Linked DNA regions of Homo sapiens: region 2 is linked to region 1. The links are chromatin loops, found by intact Hi-C in ENCODE. Cell type or tissue: endothelial cell of umbilical vein. All regions are shown on one strand. Region 1 holds the start of PDZD11 (PDZ domain containing 11). Region 2 overlaps KIF4A (kinesin family member 4A).

Region 1 (2,500 bases):
ACCTGAGCTCCAGGAGGCTTCTTCAGTGTGATGGTTCGGGGCAGAAACTGGGTCAACTCATTGTTGTAGTCCGGGTGGTGTACCCTCTGCAAGACACAGCAACCCCAGAAATTTTACCAGTCTTACTTCACACCTACCTTCATCTGAAACACTAATGAATTACCCTGAAGTCAGGAAAAGGAAAGGTCATAGACTTAATTTAAGTAGAACAGATAACACAGACTAAATGAGTAGATGGATAGCACTGGGGCAGCCCAGTAGCTCCCCATTTCTTCACCTTTTTTTTTTTTTTTTGAGATGGAGTTTTGCTCTTGTTGCCCAGGCTGGAGTGCAATGGCTCAATCTCAGCTCACCGCAACCTCTGCCTCCCAGGTTCAAGCAATTCTCCCGCCTCAGCCTCCCTAGTAGCTGGGATTACAGGCATGTGCCACCACGCCCGGCTAATTTTGTATTTTTAGTAGAGACGCGGTTTCTCCATGTTGGTCAGGCTGGTCTCGAACTCCCAACCTCAGGTGATCCGCCTGTTTCGGCCTCCCAAAGTGCTGGGATTACAGGCATGAGCCACCGCGCTGAACCTCTTAACAGTATGGAAATGAAGGCTCCAAATTTCCAGAATTAACCGGTGTGAACAGACCCTAGCAGGAGGCTTCCATAAAGAAGTTCCCAATGGGTCCTGTTGCTCAGAATCCAGCTTCTGGGTCCTCTGGCTACAAGTGCTAAGATTCACTCTCCGTTTCGCCTTCTAACCCTGCTATCCTACCTTTCATGCATCATCTCATGCCCACGGGGAAAAAAATCTCCTACTCAGGAATACAGATGGTTCCCACCTCATGAGGAGGAATCCATGCTGGAGGATTCTCATAGGCAGGCAAGAAAACCACCGGGTAGTCATCATAAGGAATCCGGCTGTCCATCTCGGGCAAGGCCCTGGAAGAGTGAATCAGAACAGACAAAAAGTGGTTCAAAAGGGAGAGCAGCCCAGCAAGTTTCAGACAGCAGCTCCAACCCATTCCAAGGCAGTCAGTCTACAGGCCCAGCCCATATCTAGGTGTTAAGGTTGGAGGAGAGAAGGAAGACAGAAGAAAACTCTTAACTTAGCTAAACATCTTCTGGATGCCAAGCAACCTGTCAGGTACTCTAGAAAGAGGACCTCATTTTTCACAATCCTGCAAAACAGATGTTACCGTCTCAAACCTGGAGAAGAGGAAATCAGGGTCGAGTCTAAAAAGATCTACTTTCGAAGCCCAAGGGAGTGTTAACTATCCGCAGGGACTCGGGGCAAGGCACCGCCCCACATTTCCTAGATGTGATTAGTAATGGTAGGGTCCTTAGATCGACCCTTCCTTCACCTGACCAGCCACCTCCCACGTCCCCGCCCCACATTCTGCCTGAGACCCGCACTCTCAGCCGCATAAACGCCGCACCACCTCACCAGTGGGCAGTCCACAGCGACCTCAGACTCCGCTCACTGACAATTCAGTCTGGGAACCGGAAGCGGATGCTCCGCAGGGTCGAAAAGAGGCCGGGCCAGGGTGCAACGAGCTGACCCTCCCCTTCCCACCGCGCCGGCCTGCGCGCGCCGACGTGCGCGCTCCGCCCTCGGGCAGTCCGCACTGCAATTGGTTGGCGTCTCCGGGACGGATTTGAAACTTGGCGGTTAAAGCTCCGGCTGGGACAGGGCGGCGGGAGGCCCAGGGAGAACGGGGAAGGGACATTTAGTTTGGTGAGTTACGGGGGCACACCTTAGCTCAGAACCTGTTTTTACCCAGTACCCTAGGGCTTTGGTTCTTTGTCGCCGTCCCCGTTGGAGTTTTTTCTTTGCCTTTCAGAAGCCCGTGCACTCTCTTTAGAGTGCAGGGCTGACGGGCGGTCCAGCCCTGGCCAAGTCATGGAGCGTGAATCTCCCAAGTCAGTGTTCCCGCTGAGGAGGGTCGGAACCGGGGAGGACGCCCTCCCACCCCTGCTGACCTACTAACATTCATCAGCGAGCCTTCTTTTTCCCCCTCGCAGAGACGGTGCTGAGATAGGATCATGAAGGAAGAGGTGAAGGGAATTCCCGTAAGAGTGGCGCTGCGTTGTCGCCCTCTGGTCCCCAAAGAGATTAGCGAGGGCTGCCAGATGTGCCTTTCCTTCGTGCCCGGAGAGCCTCAGGTGCGTAGCAGAGTCCAGAGCCTGTGTCTGAACAGCTGGGGCCAAATGGTAACGAGGGGTGTGGTCTTGCCTTTCATTTTTAACCTTACGCCTTGTCCCGTGCCTTCTCTAGGTGGTGGTTGGTACAGATAAATCCTTCACCTACGATTTTGTATTTGATCCCTCTACTGAACAGGAAGAAGTCTTCAATACAGCAGTAGCGCCACTCATAAAAGGTGTATTTAAAGGTAAGGCGATTTGATTCCTCGAACGTAACATATATATTCCTTGAGCATATACTATGTGCCAAGCACTGTGCTTGGGCACTGCAAATACAGGAATCGATGAATCATGATTCCTGCCTTCAAGA
Region 2 (2,500 bases), 110 kb after region 1:
ATGCTACACAGGCTCTTCTAATCATGATTATTTTAAGCAGTTTATGAAATCTAGAAGGAACAGAACCTTGACAGAGATTTTATCGTGTTTTAGGATAATAGAACCTTGGGATCATTTAATCTGGTTTTAGCAATACATACTAACTTTATCTTGGGATACATCTATAAATCACTCAACCTTTGAGTTCCTGCTTTGTGCTACACTGGATGCAGTTGGGATATACAGAAAAAATAGATGACATTGCCCTTGCTCTCAGGTGGAAATAGTATCATTACTCACACTGGTGTCCTGGAATCATTTGCTAAAATTTCAAGAATGTTGTAAACCGTTGTTAGTTTACAATTGATTATGGTGAGAATTTTTACACCACAGAAACTGACAAAAGTTACAAATCAGGGCTGGGGTTTTTGTTTGTTTGTTTGTTTTTGTTTTATGTTTGTTTGTTTTGAGACAAAGTCTCACTCTTGCCCAGGCTGGAGTACAATGGCGCGATCTTGGCTCACTGCAGCCTCTGCCTCCTGGGTTCAAGTGATTCTCATGTCTCAGCCTCCCAAGTAGCTGGAATTACAGGCACATGGCACCATGCCTGGCTAATTTTTGTATTTTTAGTAGAGACAGGGTTTCACCATGTTGGCCAGGGTGGTCTCGAACTCCTGGCCTCAAGCGATCGGCCTGCCTTGGCCTCCCAAAGTTCCAGGATTACAGGTGTGAGCCATTGTGCCCAGCCAAGGGCTGGCTTTTTAAGTGCTGGTTATTAAAAATTTACCTACATACCATATGCGTAAGTAAATGATTATGTAAATGTAGGGCTGGTGCCAAGTAGAAGGAATTAGAGGTGAGTTTAGTTAGGAGAATTTTTTTAGAACTGATGAGACTTAAACTACATTTTGGAATAGATAAGGGACACGAATTGTCAGAGAAGACAGGAAAGGGCCAATGATAGGTGACAACTCTGAAGTGTTGTGCCCCACCTCTTCCAGAAGCCTTCCCTGACTTTTTAATCCCTCACTAATCTTCCTTGTTCTCTAAACTCTTTCAGAACTTATGATACTCAATTATGACATACTGCTGACATGTTATCTTTATGTTTATTGTTTTATGTTTATTAATTTTGTCATTCTAAAGACAGACTGTAAGCTTGTTGAAGGAAAGGACTCTACATTAGACCAGGGTTTTCAAAGTGTGGGCCGCAGATTACTGGGGAGCTCATGAGCCAGTGATCAAAACTATTTTCATAATAATATTAAGGCATTATTTGCCTTTTTTGCTACATTGGAATTTGCACTGAAAATGCAAAAGCCATAGTGGGCTAAAGTGCTGACACCCTAGGCTGAATGAAAGCAGTGGCACCAACCTGAACTAGTAGTCATTGTATGCTTCACCACTATATACTCTCAGGTTTTAAAAAAACAAGCCAGTCTTAATTAAGAATGGTGTTGCGAAAGCAGTAAAAGTTGTTGATTTTACTAAATCTGGACCCTGGAGTTCATGTCTGTGTTACATCCTGTGTGACGAAACAGGAAGAACACAGAAAGCACTTCTACTGCATGCTGAATATGATGGTCGTCTCAAGAAAAGCACTGCGATTGTTTGAGGTGTGAGCTCAATAGGCCTCTTTTTTCATGGGACATCATTTTTACTTAAATGAACAACTGACAGACAAACTGTGGTTATTAAGACTTGGTTACTTGGCAGACATTTTCTCAAAAAGAATAGAGCGAGCCTGTTGCTTTAAGGAAAACAGCTGACAGTGTTTGTTACCTAAGACAAAATGTGAGCTTTCAAGCAAAATTTGGATTTGGAAAACTTGTATCTGCCACTGTGAACTTGACAGTTTTTCATAACTTTTCTGATAAGACCAGTAGTGATATTAACAAGTGTGATTTTAAAAATATATATTTTATAGAATGAAATGTGTTAACATTTGGAAGATCTGCATGACTCTGGAGTAATATTGTCCAAATGGCACTTTATAGAATGATGTATTCGTAAATGAGCCATTCAGATTGCAAGATAGACTGATGAATTTTAATATGAGAGAATATAAAAAAGTTTATGGAAATCATCATTCTCAGTAAACTATCGCAAGGACAAAAAACCAAACACCGCATGTTCTCACTCATAGGTGGGAACTGAACAATGAGAACACATGGACAGAGGAAGAGGAACATCACACTCTGGGGACTGTTGTGGGGTGGGGGGAGGGGGGAGGGATAGCATTAGGAGATATACCTAATGCTAAATGATGAGTTACTGGGTGCAGCACACCAGCATGGCACATGTATACATATGTAACCTGCACATTGTGCACATGTACCCTAAAACTTAAAGTATAATAATAATAAAATAAAAACAACAACAACAACAACAAAGTTTATTAATAAGTTTCAGATTCAACATTGCAACTAACTCTTTTTTTTTTTTATTATACTTTAAGTTTTAGGGTACATGTGCACATTGTGCAGGTTAGTTACATATGTATACATGTGCCGTGCTGGTG

The links. Hi-C counts contacts between places; a loop is a spot of excess contacts. Peaks named below come from ENCODE experiments on the same cell type or tissue, not always from the same donor. Only the 100,000 strongest peaks of a DNase experiment are listed, where the experiment ranks them.
Region 2: it touches region 1 in a loop (2.3-fold over the local background); 3 of 110 quality-filtered maps call a loop at or near these places.

What each region holds. Positions count from the first base shown.
Region 1 is chrX:70,288,428-70,290,927 of GRCh38, forward strand. It overlaps PDZD11 (PDZ domain containing 11), which reads right to left and starts at 1,500. Exons shown (of 7, transcript NM_016484.5): 1 at 1,433-1,500; 2 at 828-927; 3 at 3-86. The coding sequence starts at 914. KIF4A (kinesin family member 4A) reads left to right here and starts at 1,677. Exons shown (of 31, transcript NM_012310.5): 1 at 1,677-1,723; 2 at 2,011-2,151; 3 at 2,264-2,378. The coding sequence starts at 2,032. RefSeq lists a silencer at 1,478-1,657. In endothelial cell of umbilical vein, no CTCF peak of the experiment used is centred here; a DNase peak (open chromatin) is centred at 1,564; H3K4me3 peaks cover 1,688 bases; H3K27ac peaks cover 610 bases.
Region 2 is chrX:70,397,611-70,400,110 of GRCh38, forward strand. The region is part of intron 22 of KIF4A (kinesin family member 4A); the gene reads left to right. Among named protein-coding and RNA genes, the nearest start is that of GDPD2, 24 kb to the right of the region's middle. In endothelial cell of umbilical vein, no CTCF peak of the experiment used is centred here; a DNase peak (open chromatin) is centred at 1,561; H3K27ac peaks cover 978 bases.